5 separate regions of the Homo sapiens genome follow, and regions 1, 2, 3 and 4 are each linked to region 5. Evidence: chromatin contacts called from ENCODE Hi-C or POLR2A ChIA-PET data. All regions are on one chromosome and are shown on one strand. Each heading gives the region's core, a stretch centred on a gene start or an enhancer-like site at or near the end of the contact. The rest is flanking DNA. Distances are from core to core; before and after follow the strand shown. Region 1 overlaps SMAD3 (SMAD family member 3). Region 2 holds the start of SMAD3 (SMAD family member 3). Region 3 holds the start of PPIB (peptidylprolyl isomerase B). Region 4 holds the start of CIAO2A (cytosolic iron-sulfur assembly component 2A). Region 5 has its middle 4.2 kb from the start of RNU5B-1.

What was found. A loop is a pair of places that touch in the nucleus more often than their neighbours do. ChIA-PET counts read pairs that join two places held with the same protein, here RNA polymerase II (POLR2A). Pooled maps may share reads with other maps.
Region 1: a pooled map shows a loop between it and region 5 (10-fold over the local background). The contact joins two enhancer-like sites. A Hi-C loop is called at or near these places in 1 of 37 single-sample maps with no recorded cell type and 5 of 50 pooled maps. POLR2A ChIA-PET finds 5 or more read pairs at or near these places in 2 of 52 experiments (B cell and activated naive CD4-positive, alpha-beta T cell).
Region 2: a loop to region 5 is called in a map with no recorded cell type, with 4 times the contacts of the local background. The contact joins the promoter of SMAD3 here to the enhancer-like site in region 5. A Hi-C loop is called at or near these places in 1 of 37 single-sample maps with no recorded cell type. POLR2A ChIA-PET finds 5 or more read pairs at or near these places in 2 of 52 experiments (B cell and T-cell).
Region 3: a loop to region 5 is called in a pooled map, with 8 times the contacts of the local background. The contact joins the promoter of PPIB here to the enhancer-like site in region 5. A Hi-C loop is called at or near these places in 2 of 168 maps with a recorded cell type or tissue (both naive thymus-derived CD4-positive, alpha-beta T cell), 2 of 37 single-sample maps with no recorded cell type and 13 of 50 pooled maps. POLR2A ChIA-PET finds 5 or more read pairs at or near these places in 3 of 52 experiments (CD4-positive, alpha-beta T cell, Caco-2 and activated naive CD4-positive, alpha-beta T cell).
Region 4: a map of CD8-positive, alpha-beta T cell shows a loop between it and region 5 (7-fold over the local background). The contact joins the promoter of CIAO2A here to the enhancer-like site in region 5. A Hi-C loop is called at or near these places in 3 of 168 maps with a recorded cell type or tissue (CD8-positive, alpha-beta T cell and naive thymus-derived CD4-positive, alpha-beta T cell), 3 of 37 single-sample maps with no recorded cell type and 11 of 50 pooled maps. POLR2A ChIA-PET finds 5 or more read pairs at or near these places in 1 of 52 experiments (activated B cell).

What each region holds. Positions count from the first base shown.
Region 1 is chr15:67,083,607-67,086,947 of GRCh38, forward strand. The region is part of intron 1 of SMAD3 (SMAD family member 3); the gene reads left to right. Among named protein-coding and RNA genes, the nearest start is that of SMAD3, 20 kb to the left of the region's middle. RefSeq lists an enhancer at 84-163. Within about 2 kb of position 1,710, at least 10 of the 41 ENCODE cell types and tissues checked have a DNase peak (open chromatin) inside an H3K27ac peak, as active enhancers do.
Region 2 is chr15:67,064,344-67,067,531 of GRCh38, forward strand. It overlaps SMAD3 (SMAD family member 3), which reads left to right and starts at 1,259. Exons shown (of 9, transcript NM_005902.4): 1 at 1,259-2,017. The coding sequence starts at 1,812. RefSeq lists enhancers at 1-277, 1,817-2,585 and silencers at 1,036-1,525, 1,696-1,855, 2,006-2,055, 2,306-2,365, 2,386-2,475.
Region 3 is chr15:64,161,454-64,164,698 of GRCh38, forward strand. It overlaps PPIB (peptidylprolyl isomerase B), which reads right to left and starts at 1,569. Exons shown (of 5, transcript NM_000942.5): 1 at 1,399-1,569; 2 at 588-701. The coding sequence starts at 1,533. RefSeq lists enhancers at 128-692, 926-1,426, 1,234-1,483, 1,427-1,927, 2,034-2,083 and a silencer at 1,534-1,893.
Region 4 is chr15:64,091,992-64,095,108 of GRCh38, forward strand. It overlaps CIAO2A (cytosolic iron-sulfur assembly component 2A), which reads right to left and starts at 1,847. Exons shown (of 5, transcript NM_032231.7): 1 at 1,654-1,847. The coding sequence starts at 1,777. RefSeq lists enhancers at 922-1,484, 1,120-1,169, 1,530-2,259.
Region 5 is chr15:65,298,661-65,302,244 of GRCh38, forward strand. No RefSeq gene overlaps it. Among named protein-coding and RNA genes, the nearest start is that of RNU5B-1, 4.2 kb to the right of the region's middle. RefSeq lists an enhancer at 2,531-3,046. Within about 2 kb of position 1,916, at least 3 of the 41 ENCODE cell types and tissues checked have a DNase peak (open chromatin) inside an H3K27ac peak, as active enhancers do; they include CD4-positive, alpha-beta T cell and CD8-positive, alpha-beta T cell, where a contact is called at or near this core.

The sequences.
Region 1 (3,341 bases), core at 460-2,959, 1.8 Mb after region 5:
TCAAACTACTTCTGCTCTCCCTGGGTTTCGTGTGCTTTCAATGTGGGGATATCTTCCAGATCTGCAGTTCTCCAGAGCTAGGGACCCCTCAGCTCCAGCTGCTCTCTGGACAATACCTGAACATCCCTACAATATCTGAAATTGAATGTTTGCCATTTCTTCTTCTTTCTCCTCACACAACCTACTCTGATGTTCATGATTACTGGAGCCCCCAGGTTCTAAAAAGTGTTGAATTAGCAAGTGAACAAATAAAATGAGACCCAAAGAAACTGTGATCTTAGCATCCTGTTTTCTGGGTGAGGTTGAGGGTCCTTGGCCTCTCTTGCTGGTGGAGATGGGCTTTATGACTTTGGGGAAGTCAACTTGACTTCCTGGGTGTTGGTCTTCTCTTCTACAAAATGACAAGCTTGAAGGGAGAATCTGAAAGAATCTGTGTATCCGTTCTCAGATTTTCTTTTTTTTTCTTTTTTTTTTTTTTTTTTTTTTTGAGATGGAGTCTCGCTCTGTCGCCCAGGCTGGAGTGCAGTGATGCGATCTCGGCTCACTGCAAGCTCTGCCTCCGGGGTTCATGCTATTCTCCTGCCTCAGCCTCCCGAGTAGCTGGCACTACAGGCGTCTGCCACCACACCTGGCTAATTTTTTTTTTTTGTATTTTTAGTAGAGACGGGGTTTCTTTGTGTTAGCCAGGATGGTCTCCATCTCCTGACCTCGTGATCTGCCTGCCTCGGCCTCCCAAAGTGCTGGGATTACAGGCATGAGCCACCGTGCCTGGCCAGTCTCAGATTTTCATGATAGCCCTCTGAACTCTCCTTGGCTTCTTGCCTTTGGCTGTTTTCTCAATGCATATATTTTCCTGGGGGACAAATCTAAGTTTTCATCTGATGCTCTGCCTTCAGAGGGGAACCATTCCTTAATGACCTATTTAATTGTATTATCATTGTTGTTTAATTCATCACATATTTACTGAGCTTCTTTTGTTGGTGGTGGTGCCATCAGACACAGTGGTCCAGGAGCTGCAATGCGTTGCTGATGAGGATGGTCACACATAGCTCTGCCCTCATGGAGCGTCCCAGGGTGAAATGAGACCTCCCCTGAGAACCGACTCCCAGGGTAGGGGAAATCAGTCTGCAGGCAAAGAGGAATTCAAATTTAGCCTGAAGCACAGGTTTTCTGTGCTTCTAGGCACCGGCTGCATTCCAACCGTAGTGCCATAAAAATACAGGAAGGAAGGGAAACGTGTTCACAGGTTGGTTAGAGATGTGGAAACCAACAATCAGCTCTCTCTTATCCGTAAGAAACTAGAATCTACTGCTGGCTTCAGTCCCTCAGACCTGCTGCTCAACAGAGTGCCCTTTCAAACCTGGGTTAGACTCTGTGCTAATGGCTTTTTTCATGAACCTCAGACAGCCGGAAAGTATATTCTTTGAGGATTATGATCGACTAGGATGCTCGGGAATCTTTAAAGAGAAGCACTATCTTGGCTATATTTGCCCTCAGTTGTTTTAAGGCCAGTGAGGAGACTGAGCATTTCAGAGGTGAAGCATTTAGAGGATGGCCTCTGAAAGCATACGGCTCAGTAAACAACTGACCCATCCTTTGTCACCGTTTTTGTCCAGCGGCTGTCACCATAGGGGCTCCTCTGGTGTGGAGGAGAGAGAATTAGAGGCAGCAGGCCTGGGTTCTAGGTCTGCCTCATTGTGAACCAGCTTCAGGACCTTGGGTGAGTCACTTTTCTGCCCTGGCCCCTGGCTTCCTCTTCTATAAACTGAAGGTGTTGGCTTAGCAGGATTTTAAAGTTTCTTCCACCTTAAAAACTCTGATTCCTGCACTTGCATTCAAAGAAATGACTCTATTACTCATTTGAATAGTTTCAGAATCACTGTATAGTCAACTCTGGACTAGAAATGGGGGCCTGCAGTTGAGGACAGGATGGAAAGAGGTTTGGGGTTCAGGGTGGGCTGTGAGGGCTAGGATTCTTGATTCCTCATGATTTGCAATTGGTTGTTGGTGTTACCATGGAAGGTTCTCAACCATGGCTGCTTTTAAAAATTTTGATGCTCAGACCACCCCTGGAGACCAGTGAATTTCAAATTTCTACAGGCCGGCCTGGGGAAATCCATGTTTTTTAACTTTCCTAGGTGATTCCGGTATGTGGCCGGGATTGAGAATCACAGCCATAGATGCTTATGTAAAGCTGTGTTCAGTGTTACAGGCATCTGTTCTGGGTGGAAAGTGATAGTGGTTGGTCAAAAAAAAAGCGTGCACACACACACACACACACACACACACACACATACACAGAGAACAGCTCTAGGTTCTGGAAGTGTGTTGATTTGGTCACCACAAGTGCTGGTGGTGAGTAGTTGCCCTGAGGTTTGGAGTTCCAGTTCCCTCCTATCTCTGGGTCAGTGGTTTCTCAACATCTTTGAAGTAGTGAAACCATCTGTAGTTGGTTATTTCTGCTCAGAAACTCACAGTACAAAGTGGGGGGTGGTGCAGGGGGGTGGAGCTGGAATGGATTAAACAGGCCCTTACAAATGCCCACACTTTTTTCATGAAACTAAGTTAGAGGCCTTAGCCAACTCCAGCATACCTTAGTGTCAGTTCTTTGGCATTGCCCCGGTGGATTCTAGGGGCTGTGAAGGCTGTAGGGGTGTGTGTTACTCCCTGCTGCTTTGGTGAGAGAGTGTCCCTGTCTTTGGCTGAGAGCATCCTGTCCTGCCACTTCATCAGCAGTAGCATCTAAACAGCCCTTGAAGGGAATCAGTATCTACAGCCTAAGAAATCTGATGGGACACATCTCTCTGCATTAAAATATTAACAGAAAAGGTCAAACTGGGAAGGGGCAGCTAAGTTGGAATATCTCATTCAGGTAAAGGGATGGGCTTGTGGATCCTTAATTGGTGTGAAATGCGCCCTAGGAGGGGAGACTATATCAGTGCTGAAAGCCCTTGAGGGCTTTCACAGATGAAGGGGGATGGTATGAGAAGCTTTACAAATAACAAGGTTTGAGATGCAGTTGTAGACACATGCCAGATGTAGGTTGCTATTTTCTCAGCTCAATGAGGAATCTGTCAAGGCACTCTTAGAAATGGAAAATATAGTTCCTGCCCTCAGGAACTATAGTGTCACGTGATAGCAGTGAAGACCTTCTATGTCCTGGCCACACAGTGAGGATCAGAAGACAGAGCATGGAGAGTGGAATGGGACACATGGATCAAGGAACGTGGACCTGAGCAAGCAAAAGCAAGTCACTCGGGTCCCACTATCACATTGCATATCTTCTCCTTTTTTTTTTTTTTTTCTGAGACGGAGTTTCGCTCTTGTTGCCCAGGCTGGAG
Region 2 (3,188 bases), core at 9-2,508, 1.8 Mb after region 5:
CTGACTGTGGATTCCGCCACACCTCACAGGGCTTTGTAACTCCCCACCCACTTGAGGGTTCCAGATAACTTTTTTTTTTTAACAAAGCAGGGGTGGGGGTGGGAGATTCCTGCTGTTAAAAACAAACAAAGGGCTTAGACACCGGCTAGTCGGCTGCGGGAGGCAGCAAGAGAAAGGCCGAGGGGCCTGGAGTAGCTCCTGAAAACCGCCGAGGGCCCTGCGGGCAGACGCCCCTGAATTCTTTTGGTGGGGAGAAAAGCCGCGGAGCTCCCCAATGTGCCAATTGGTTTGTTGTTGTTTTGCTTTTTTTGAATACACAAACTCTCCGAAAACTCCTGTCTTGCCCCACTTTTTTGTGAGTTCATTGCTTTGGAAACAAAACTCTCTTCCATTTATTGGCAATTATCAAATTTCCGATCCTTCTCTATCAGGAGATCCAGCAACAAACACCCTGTTATGTAAATTTCTTTCAAAGATAAATTCGAAAGCCCCTCCATTCATTCCTTCAAGAACTCAACAGATGTCCTTGAGGCTCATTTTCTGCCGGGCACTCGGTTCACAAGGCTCAAGAGACCCCTGGCTCCAGCCATTGTCCAGGTTGTCACTGGTGTCCCCAGCTCTCCACTTCTGAGGACCCACTTCTCACCCCCTCCTCCTCCGCACACGTTCCCGAGGCTCTCGGCCGGTGTGATCTCACCGACTAGAGAATAAAAACAGCCCAGGGGCGCCGGCGCCGGCCAAGGGCCTTGACGGGGATCAGCAAGCGCGAGGCCAAGTGCGGGCCCCAACTTCCTGGGCCCGGGCCTTCCGCGCGCCCCCTCTCGGGCTCGGGTCCTCTCCAGGGTGCACTCGCGTCCGGACGACGCTTACTTGCTGCGAGTCCAACCCTCTCCGGCCCGCAACTCCAACCGAGCCGCCCGAGTGTGGACTCCGAGAGCGGACGCCACGGGCCGCGCTCAGCCCTCCCGCCCGAGGCCCCTCTCGCCGTGTTTCCCAGGACTTCCTCCCCGCGCCCGCCCGACTTCAGGTCGGGGCCGCGCAGGGTCCCGCGCGCTCCAGCCAGGACTGCCGCCGCCCGGGTCGCCCACGTGGGCGTGCTGGGCGCGGGGTGGTGGCCGGCCGGGCGCCCTCCCCGGAGCAGGGGGCGGGCAGGGCGCCCGCGGGAGGAGGTGGCGGGGCGCGGGGGAGGAGGCGGGGAGCCCCGGCGGCGAGGGGGCGGTGACAGCACTTGGAAAGGAGGCTGCACGCGGATTTGCATGAAACACAGACTGGGAGCGGGCGGGAGCGGGAGCGCGGCGCACGCCCCGGGCCGGCCCAGCCAGCGAGCGAGCGAGCGGCGAGCCGGGAGGAGGAGGGTGGCGGGGCGGTGAGGCCGCAGAGGCGGAGGGATCTGCGCATCAAAGCTAGCGAGGCGAGCGAAGTTTGGCCGGGGGTTGGACTTTCCTTCCCGGAGGCGGCACCCAAACAGCTACCCCGTGCGGAAACCCAAACTTCTGCTGCCACTTGGAGTCTCGCGGCCGCCGCCTCCGCCCCGCGTTCGGGGCCTTCCCGACCCTGCACTGCTGCCGTCCGCCCGCCCGGCCGCTCTTCTCTTCGCCGTGGGAGCCGCTCCGGGCGCAGGGCCGCGCGCCGAGCCCCGCAGGCTGCAGCGCCGCGGCCCGGCCCGGCGCCCCGGCAACTTCGCCGAGAGTTGAGGCGAAGTTTGGGCGACCGCGGCAGGCCCCGGCCGAGCTCCCCTCTGCGCCCCCGGCGTCCCGTCGAGCCCAGCCCCGCCGGGGGCGCTCCTCGCCGCCCGCGCGCCCTCCCCAGCCATGTCGTCCATCCTGCCTTTCACTCCCCCGATCGTGAAGCGCCTGCTGGGCTGGAAGAAGGGCGAGCAGAACGGGCAGGAGGAGAAATGGTGCGAGAAGGCGGTCAAGAGCCTGGTCAAGAAACTCAAGAAGACGGGGCAGCTGGACGAGCTGGAGAAGGCCATCACCACGCAGAACGTCAACACCAAGTGCATCACCATCCCCAGGTGGGGGCCCGCCCGGGGGGGACCCGGGGTCACGCCGGCCCAGCCCCCTGGCACTGCGGGGCCGACCCAGTGGGGCTGGAGATGGGAAGAGGGAGAGAGAGGGAGGGAGTGAGACTGTGTGGGTGCGTGTGTGTGAGAGTGGGAGAGCGCGGGCAGGAAGGGGGTGGGGGGACCCCAAACAAAACCATCTCTGATTTGCAAAGATCAGAGCCCGAGGCTTCCACGCGGCACTCTGGCTTCCACACCTCACATTCCCTTTCCACCTCCGGGAGGGGAGAGCGGGTTGCTGCGGGACTCGGCCGCCCCCACTCCGGGGAGCTGGGGCTGGAAGTTGAGGCCCGCTTTGTTCGGCTCCGCGGGCCGGAGCCCCTCCTCCGCCGCCGCCTCCCGCCCCCGCGGCCCGCGCTCGTGGAGGTGGTGGTGTCTTTGCGTTTCTTTTCTTCAGTCGGGTCTCCCCACTTTCCTCTACAGGAATGCGGTCCGTACAGCTGGGGCTGTGGGTGAGGAGCGGGAGCCTAGTGATTGACAGATTCCTTCTTCGTTCTTTCTTTGCCTTCGGGATTAGCATTTTTATCGAGTATTTTTAGACTCGGTTGTGCCAGTCTCCCGCCCCCTGAGCATGCACGCACTTTGGTTGCAGTGCAATGCTCTGACTTCCAAATGGGAGAGACAAGTGGCGGAAAATAGGGTCTTCTCCCACCTCCCACCCCCCCATCCCGACTCTTTTGCCCTTCTTTTGGTCCAAGAGATTTTGAAACCGTGCAGAACGAGGGAGAGGGGCAGGCTGCAGCCGGGCAGATAACAAAACACACCCCAAAGTGGGCCTCGCATCGGCCCTCGCATTCCTGTAGAGCCTTCCTTCCCAAAGCGCGCTGCCATCTGTCTGGATCTCCTTTATCCTTCCCGTTGCGCGCTAGCTAGGTCGGGCGGGAGCCCACAGATGGCTGATAGAAGGGGTCAGTGACTTCACTCCCCCAGGGCCTTCCTTAGCTTAGATGTGCCTGGCTGGGAACTGGGGGTGCGGGTACCTTGGCTTCCTGTCTCTACCTCTCAGCCTCCTTTGATGCTGAACCAAGGGAGAGAGCGTGTGTGTTGGGGGCTGGCTCTTTTGGGGGTCCCAGGCTGCCGAGGAATGAGTAGAAAGCACCAGGGACTGTCAGCCGCAAAGGGA
Region 3 (3,245 bases), core at 319-2,818, 1.1 Mb before region 5:
AGTGGCTCACACCTCTAATCCCAGCACTTTGGGAGGCCAAGGCAGGCGGATCACCAGAGGTCAGGAGTTCGAGTTCAGCCTGGCCAACATGGTGAAACCCTGTCACTACTAAAAATACAAAATTAGCCAAGCGTGGTGGCGCATGCCTGTAATCCCAGCTACTCAGGAGGCTGAGGCAGGAGAATCACTTAAACCCGGGAGGCGGAGGTTGCAGTGAGCTGAGGCCGCACCACTGCACTCCAGCCCAGGCGACAAGAGTGAAACTCCGTCTCAAAAAAAAAAAAAAATTTGCGGGGGTAGAGACAGGGTCTTGCTATGTTGCTCAGGTTGGCCTTGAACTCCTGGGCTCAAGCAATCCTCCTACTTTGGCCTCCAAAAGTGCTGGGATTTTAAGTGTGAGCCACTGTGCCTGGTCAGGGCCCCATTACTCTTAAGAAAGGGCAATACTGTGTTCCCAGGGCAACAGGCAGTCGGTGCTCAGTGAGGTCCACGCTACAGATCGGCTGAACTCTGCAGGTCAGTTTGCTGCCATCCCCAGTGCCAATTTCACTTCATGTGAGTTGACTACCCCTGCTCCAGCCACTTACCTCTCCTGTAGCTAAGGCCACAAAATTATCCACTGTTTTTGGAACAGTCTTTCCGAAGAGACCAAAGATCACCCGGCCTACATCTTCATCTCCAATTCGTAGGTCAAAATACACCTGAGGAAAGAGACCATTTCCAACTTAGCTTCTTTAAAGGGGCGTTGCTAGGGGAGGGAAGGTACAAGAAGCTAACCTGAGGATGGGAGAGAGAATAGAGCCATATTTTTAGAGAAGTGGTTCTGAATCTGATTTTGGTGACGGTAAAAATCCTATGAGAATCTAATGAAAGCTCCAGACCCTTTTCTTGGAAAACATGCTTATCTATACCCTCCTTGGACTACAGGATAACAATATTTGCTCTAAACAGCTAATGGACCCAGATTCTAAAAATTAACATTAGAAAACCCATAAGGAGCGGAGCCTAAGTTCACCACTTAAGTTTGAAGTATACATACTGTGCTTTGTAATTGGAAGTGGCTAAAATTTGGCTTAAGGAGAGAAAGGATTCGGAATCCGGCAGGCGTGATCTTTCACCATCTCCCCAGCACTGAGGGGTGTTTGCAAAAAGCCTGCTCTGAGACTGCCAGTGTCGGCCCCAGATGGGTATCCGGGGATCCAACTAACTCCCTGGGTCAGGGCAGGGGCTGGGGGTGTCGGGGTGGGTCCGGGTCGTTCCCTGGACTGAATGGGCAGGACGGCCCAGACGCCACGAGGCCACAGACAGAAGCCGAGGGAGGAGGGGCTGAGCCAAGGCCAAGCCAAGGCCGCCCGGGCCCGAGCTCCGGCACCGTAAATGCCGCGGACTCCACCGGACCTTGACGGTGACTTTGGGCCCCTTCTTCTTCTCATCGGCCGCAGAAGGTCCCGGCAGCAGCAGGAAGAAGACGGACCCCGCGATGAGGGCGGCGGCAAGGAGCACCTTCATGTTGCGTTCGGAGAGGCGCAGCATCCACAGGCGGAGGCGAAAGCAGCCCGGACAGCTGAGGCCGGAAGAGGGTGGGGCCGCGGTGGCTAGGGAGCCGGCGCCGCCACGCGCGGGTGGGGGGGACTGGGGTTGCTCGCGGGCTCCGGGCGGGCGGCGGGCGCCGTTTCCCCCCTCCGGCTCGGCGCCGGATAGTAGGTCCCCCTGCGGGGCGGGCACCGACGCGGGCTCGTGGGTGGTTGCCACGTTATTGCTCCCTCATTGGGCTCCCGGCCGCCCTCTCCCGCCCACAGGAAGGCCACCGGCGGAAGGCGGCCTCGCAGAGCACGGGCCCGGGCTCCGAGAAGACCACAAGCCCCGGCATGCTCCGCGGCCCGCCCCGCCCGGAGCGCTGTTCCACTGGCCTGCGGTAGCTGGCGCTTGAGGTTAGCAAATACGTGGGCCTGGACAAGGGGCACGGGAAGCTTGTCACTGTTTTGGGCCAGTCAAGTGTTTGTCACCGCCAAATTGGCTCTAAACGTTGTGGCTTCCAAACACTTCAGGGACATTTATCCTTACCGAGCGTGGCCTTGTACGGCTCCTCCACTTGTCTTGCAAAACTTGCTGCACAACCCACTTCCTTTTTTACTGAGGCCGTCAAGTTACTACCCATTTTTCTCTCCCTTCTGTAATCTTGCTGTGCTTACTGTTGTGTATATCAATGGACATCTTATTGTATACGCTGTTCTTAACTTCCTTTACCTTTTCCCCCAATAGACTACATTTTTTTTTTTTTCTGCGGAAGGGACTGTGTTGCATTTACTCTGTCCACAGCTCCCTCACAGCGCGGCAGTACTGAGTGCCCAACAAGTCCTGGTTGGGATAGCTTCACATCCGCACTGACATGAGAAATAATTTATGCCACGGCCTGAGGATACAATGCCTTTTTCCGGAGGTCAGGAATAGTTACTAGATGTCCCCACAGGGCTATTTTAGGTCTTCACACACTTAGTGTTGTCCCAATCTACAACATAGATACTTTGGTACTGGGAGTCTTACACACCAAAACAAACCAAAACACAAACTTCCAAAATTTGGACCTATGGCGTTAAAACGTCTTTAAAACTAATTTTCAACGATTAACTTCGTAGAAATTCCAGGTCGTCACAGCACAGATTATAGGCAGGGCTCCATTTACATAAATTATGCAATGTAGTCTTCATGAGGCGCTGACCTGAGACTGAAGTTATGCAAGGCCACTGGCATTAACTTTGTTGTTCATTACAGCGGCCTTACACAGGTTGTAGAGCTTCAAGACAGTTCTCTTATTTCCCATCCTTGCACCTCAATTCAGACAACCCCAATCAGGAGGAAGTTTTAAACATTGTTATACTGACAAAGATGATCTTCCAGATCCATCTCTCATCCCTTTTTTTTTTTTTTCTCCTATTTTGTTAAGCCTCTTTCTTCACTCACTGGTCTCAGGCTGCCATAGCCAGAGAAAAATGTTTACTAAATCATGTTTTCAAAGTAGCCTCCAGCTGGGCACAGTAGCTCATACCTGTAATCCCAGCACTTTGAGAGGCTGTGGCAGGCAGATGACTTGAGTCCAGGAGTTTGAGCCTGGGCAACATGGTGAAACCTGTCTCTACAAAAAATACAAAAATTAGCAGGGCGTGGTGGTGCGCATCTGTAGTCGCAGCTACCCCAGAGGCTGAGGTGGGGGAATCACCTGAGCCCAGAAGGTCAAGGCTGCAGTG
Region 4 (3,117 bases), core at 597-3,096, 1.2 Mb before region 5:
GGATGGAGGCTGCAGTGAGCAGTGATTGCACCACTGCACTCCAGCCTGATTACCAGAGTGAGACCCTGTCTCAAAAAAAAAAAAAAAAAAAAAAAAATTTAAAAGAAAGTTCTCCTCATATTACTCCCCACACTAACATTCTTCCACAGCACTGCACTATTAAAATTCTTCATTTATATTTAAAACCTTCAGTATCCAACTGCATCCCACTACCTAGAACAATGTTCAACCACATCTTCACATTTAACCACAAACCCTATCCTATAGCCCCATCTATCTGTCATTTCCTATCTTCTTACCTCCATGCTTTTAAGTTTCCTCTTAGTATGCCCTCTGACCCTCTACATATCTAGATCCTAATTATTCTTTGAGGCCCAACTCAAGTGGCTCCTTCTCTTTATTTCAAAGTCTTTCTAGATCCCCTCAGTCAGAGACTAGTATCTCCCTTTCTCTGAATTTCTGTATCTCTTATTCAGTCTACAGCCTTCTATTACATACTCTATTTTTGCATATATGGGTTTCCTTCAATATCAGTTTGAAGACTAGAGTCACTCTCTTCCAAAGTTGTATCTCCAGTGCCCTACCATCCCTAGATTATGTGGACAGAGATCTGGCAGGACAGGGATGTGGTCTGCTTTGTGGAGATCATTTTACTCACAATTATCATCTGCCTGGAGGCTGATTAGGTAAGTCCTGCCTCTAGTAAGAGAGGTCAACCAAATTAGCTCCCAGAGTATTTCCTAACCCTGGCTTCCTTCTACTGGCCTATAATCCTTACTTGAATTATATTTGTATTCTATGGTTAGATCTCTCAATATTATATCCAGTCTTTTCGGTTTTCAAAAACAATACAACATAATTAAAAAAACAAACAAACAAAAAGTTGTAAGGCAATTGTGAAGTGGTGGAAAGTGCATTACGGTTAGAACCAGTAGGCACAGCCTTTGCTTTTTGGCTCTGTTCCTTACTGGCAGTGTGACCTCCAGGTAGTTCTTTAACCTTTGTTTCCTCATTTGTACAATAAAGATGGCCCCAAGGGTTAAACAGAAAATATTTAATATGCAACATGGAAGAGTGTGTATGTGTGTGTGTGCGTTATGTGTGTGTACACAAGGCCTTGCTACAAGAAGCCAATCTCGTTCTCTTCTTTCGGGGACCTCTGCTTACTGACTTTGCCGGATAGAGTGGCTGTGACCTTGGGCCAGTCCCCAACTCGACTGTCACCCACAAGCGCCCTCAGCGGTAGCAAGAGTGCGTGTCCAGGAGCTAGAGAACGAGGCTCTAGTAGTGCAATCAGGCCAGCTTTGCTTCCTAACCAGGCACCCTAGACTTGTGGTCTCCCCACAAGTCTTGGAATGGTTACTAAGACGTAGGCCACACGTGGAGAATGAAGCTTTTAAGACCTCTGGGTTCGGCTTGCCCCAGGTTTACGAAGAGCCCAGTTCCCAGAAAGACCCACACCCCCCACGTGACTTAGGACCCCGAAGAAAGCGCCTGCTACGCCCCGGACAAGATCTGGCCAAAAACAAACAAACAAACAAACAAAAAAAAAGGTCTCCCCTCCCAGCCCTCAGGTGAGGCCATCATCCCCGCACCCCTCAGCTCCGGCCTGCACCTATAACGCCAAATGCTGTGCTGGGTAAAATTAATTACCATAAACTTCTAGCGCTTTCTCTTCCATGATCCGGGGCTGCCGGGCAGCTCCCGGCTCAGAGAGGCCGGAGAGCCACAGGACTCTGCTCAGCGTCCAGGAGAGCAGCCCGGACACCCGCTGCATCTTCACGCTCAGCCATCCCTGGCGACTGTCCCAATCGCGCCACCGTCTCTCAGCAGCCTCGGGATTGATCAACTTCCTGGTCTTCAAATGGGCCGAGACAAGCCTAAAGGTTCAGGAGAGCAGAGAAAAGGCGGGGCCAGACGGAGTAGCTCGAAGGACCTAGGGAAGGGGCCTCAAGGACTACAAGTTCCAGCGTGCTTTGCTCGATTTCGGCGGGACAAAAACAATCTTCGCGGCTCGTCAGCACATTGCATGCTGGGATGCGTGAGCTATTTTCTTCGGAAGGCAGCGAATTGTATTCTGGGACTTGTAGTGTCCGCCTGGTAGAAGTGGATGTAACGGTCTGTTAACCGCGACTGACTCACTCAGTATCCGTGATAAGTTAAAGATGAATCCTGAAGGGGTAGGGGAAAGGAGATCTTGAGTTCTCCAGCACGGAGACTCTTTACAATTATTTCTCCGCGGGATCCGCTGACAGCCAACGTCTTTCTTACTTCCTGATCGGACAGGAAGTAGGTTTCAGTTGCTGTGAAAAGGGATGTCATGGGAAGCCAGTGAGGTAGTCAGGTATGGCATGGGGAGGGCTTTTTGGCTTTCTCGTCTCCTAAGGGACTCAGTCCAGCACAGCTTCCCACCTTTGAACGAATATTTCTGCTAATGGCCTCCAAAGACAACTTAGAACATAAGTTTTCCCGTGTCTAATGTGTACAGTGGTGACATAATGGAGATCGCCATCCTTAAAAGTGTATCTTGGCCGGGCGCGATGGCTCACGCCTATAATCCCAGCACTTTGGGAGGCCGAGGCGGGCGGATCACCTGAGGTCAGGAGTTCGAGACCAGCCTGGCCAACATGGGCAAACCCCGTCTCTACTAAAAAATACAAAAATTAGCTGGGCGTGGTGGCAGGGGCCTTAATCCCAGCTACTTGGGAGGCAGAGGCAGGAGAATCGTTTGAACTCAGGAGGCAGAGGTTGCAGTGAACCAAGATCGAGCCATTGCACTCAAGCCTGGGGGAGAAGAGCGAGACTTCCCTCAAAAAAAAAAAAAAAAAAAAAAGTGTATCTTAAGCCCTCTGGTGTTCGTGGGTGTGATGGATGCCAGTAACAAAATCGATTTTATTTTATCCATCCATCCCTCCGATCAAATTTGTAGGTACTAATTTGCCATAGGTGATCCATAGGCATGGAAGATACAAAGATAAAACGCTGCCCCCGCCTTCAAACAGCTCACATGACCTGTGAGGGAGTCCATCCCTGAATTTGCAGTTACAACCAAACTAACTAAACCTCTTGTCAAAGTTGGTGACAAATGCCATTTCTATTGAGAAGATAGGATTATCT
Region 5 (3,584 bases), core at 666-3,165:
TGAATGTACATTTATCAAATGTTTAAGTTTGACAAATTTAAACATCTATCCATTTTTATATATAGTATATACATAACTTAGTTTTATTTTACTTTTGATAGTCTCGCTCCGTTGCCCAGGCTGGAGTGCAGTGGTGCAATGTAGGTTTACTGCAACCTCGACCTCCCGGGCCCAAGTGATCCTCCCACCTCATCCTCCCAAGCGGTAGAGACTACAGACTCGCACCACCCCACCTGGCTAATTTTTGTGTTTTTTTGTAGGAACAGAGTTTCACCACGTTGGCCAGGCGCCAGCCTCGAACTCCTGGGCTCAAGCCTTCCCTACAGCCTCGGCCTCCCAAAGTGCTGGGATTACACGTATGAGCCACCAAGCCCAGCTATGTTTTTATCTTATTACAATAGAAATAGATGGGAATCTGCTTAAAGTAGAACCACCACCAAAAACATTCACACATAACAAAGTGTTGTGAACTTTCCCTTTAGAGTCTGGAAAAAGACAAAGATGACAGTATCACTGCTTCCATTCAATTTTTCACTAAGGGCCTTGCCAGGCAAGTGTAACAAGAAAAGTCAGGGGGAGGGAAAAGTATAAGGAGTGAAAAAAGAAAAAATTATTATTCTCAGTCCATATGATTATCTTCATAGAAGATCCAAAAGGATTTAGAAGTATACTGTTCAATATGGCAACCACTGGCCACATGTGGCTATTGAGCATTTGAAATGTGGCCAGTCTCAATTGAGATGTACTTAAGTATAAAATACACACTGGATTATTATATTTTTGAGACGAAAGTCTCTGCACCCAGGCTGGAGTGCAGTAGCACGATCTTCGCTCACTGCAACCTCTGCCTCCCGGGTTCAAGCGATTCTCCTGCTTCAGCCTCCAGAGTAGCTGGGACTACAGGCACATGCCACTGCGTCCCGCCAATTTTTGTATTTTTAGTAGAGAAAGGGTTTCACCATGTTGGCCAAGCTGGTCTTGAACTCCTGACCTCAGGTGATCCCCCCAACCTCAACCTCCCAAAGCGCTGGTATTACAACAGGCGTGACCCACCGCGCCCAGCCAGTTATTTCCTAAATTAAATTAGCACGAATTGTTGCTGGAAATTGAGGTGCAAGCCACATCATAAATAACGGATCAACGTGAGTCCAAGCTTCGGATTCACAAATTGTAGAAACTCCATGACCCTCTGTGGAGACTCACAGAGCTACAAACAAGTTAACTCTCCTTTCAGTTCTCTCAACAGTGAAAGCTATCCAGGACCCTTCCAGAGTGAAGCACAGTACAGGCCAACAAATAAATGTCTCCTAAAGCCCAGGAAAAGGGAAACACTCTCTCCCAAGGCTCAATACGGGGGGAGGTCAGTACTCAGAGAACCCACCCCTTAACCCCTTGCTAGGTCCTATGAGACGTAGCTATTATCATATGGTGAGAACTTTGCATCTCAATGGGTTTCTAACTTCCCCTTACATTGTGAACTACAGCAAGCATGCAAGACTATCAAAACAGACGTAACGCTGGCTGGCGCAGTGGCACACCTTTAATCCCAATGTGTCCAGAATTGGTGGGTTTTTGGTCTCACTAACTTCAAGAACGAAGCCGCAGACTCTCGTGGTGAATCTCAGGGTTCTTAAAGGCGGCGTATCCAGAGCTTGTTCCTTCTGACCTTCAGATGCATTCGGAGTTTCTTCCTTCTGGTGGGTTCGTGGTCTTGCTGGCTCAGGAATGAAACTACAGACCTTCACGGTGAGCATTACAACTCTTTAAAGCAGCACATCTGGAGTTGTTCCTTCTTCCCAGTTGGTTTCCGGCCTCACTGGCTTCAAGAGCGAAACTACACACTTTCAGGGTGAGTGTTACAGCTCATAGGCCAGACCCACGCACGGAGCAGTAGCAGCAGCAATAGCAAGTTACTGCAAACAGCAAAAGAAAAAAAGCCACCTCGGTATCAAAGAAAACACCCCACCTGCCTGCCGCAGCAGGAGCGGGCAGCCTGCTTTTATGCTCTTATCTGGCCCCACCCACATCCTGCTGATTGGTCCATTTTACAGAGAGCCGATTGGTCTGTTTTACAGAGAGCTGATTGGTCCGTTTTGACAGGGTGCTGATTGGTGTGTTTACAATCCCTGAGCTAGACACAAAAGTTTTCGTCCCCACTATATTAGCTAGATACAGAGTGTCCATTGGTGTATTTACAAACCCTGAGCTAGACACAGAGTGCTGATTGGTGCATTTACAAACCTTGAGCTAGATACAGAGTGCTGATTGGTGTATTTACAATCCCTTAGCTAGACATAAAGATTCTCCAAGTCCCCACCACACTCCGGAACCCAGCTGGCTTCGTCCAGTGGATCCTCCACTGGGGCCGCAGGTGGAGCTGCCTGCCAGTCCTGAGCCGTGTGCCGGCACTCCTCAGCCCTTGGGCGGTCCATGGGACTGGGCGCGGTGGAACAGGGGGCGGCACTTGTCCGTGGAGGCTCCGGCCGCGCAGAAGCCCATGGCGGGTGGGCAGGGTAGGCTCAGGCATTGCAGGCTGCAGGTCCCGAGCCCTGCCCTGCAGGGAGGCAGCTAAGGCCCGGCAAGAAATCCAGCACAGCGCCGGTGGGCCGGCACTGCTGGGGGACCTGGCGCATCCTCCGCAGCTGCTGGCCCAGGTGCTAAGCCCCTTACTGTCTGGGGTCGGCGGAGCCGGCCGGCCGGCCGCTCGGACTGCGGGCCGCCAAGGCCACGCCCACCCGGAACTCTAGCTGGCCCGCAAGCCCCGTGCGCAGCCCCGGTTCCTGCGGTGTCTCTCCCTCCACACCTCCCCGCAGGCTGAGGGAGCCGGCTCCGGCCTCGGCCATCCCAGGAAGGGGCTCCCACAGTGCAGCGGCGGGCTGAAGGGCTCCTCAAGCGCGGCCAGAGTGGGCGCTGAGGCCAAGGAGGCACCGAGAGCGAGCGAGGGCTACGAGGGCTGCCAGCGCGCTGTCACCTCTCACCAACACTTTCAGAGGCAGGGGTGGGAGAATCCCCTGAGCCCACGAATTCGAGACCAGCATGGGCAACATGTCTGTCAACATAGGGAGACCCCCATCTCTACAAAAAATTAAAAAATAAAATTAGCCCAATGTGGTGGCTTGCAGACTATAGTCCCAGATACTCGGGTGACTGAGGCAGGAGGTGCTTAATCCCAGCAGTTTGAGGCTGCAGTGAGCTATGATTGCAGCCCTGCACTCCAGCCTGGGTGACAGAACGTGTATCAAAACAAAAACAAATAGGAATGGCTACAGTAACCTTCCAGCAGTCAAGAAGATGACCTTCAGCCAGTACCCCTATAGCAACCTCTGCAAGGGCTTGGGGGCCTTGCTCTCAGAACAGGGCTTTCATCTTACGAACAAGTTCCTGACCTACTTCCCCGGGAGGAGCACTGAGGATGGCCGCAAGCGAGTATTTCTGCGAGATCGCCCCCCGCCCCCCCACTGACCCCTCGATGTTCCCCACGTGGCCCGTAAAGAGTGAGCAGCAGTGTGTGAAGTGGAGCACCAGCACGCCCCCACCCGACCCGCGCCCCGCCAGGGAGGCCTGGGCTACAGCCAGCTGGGTGA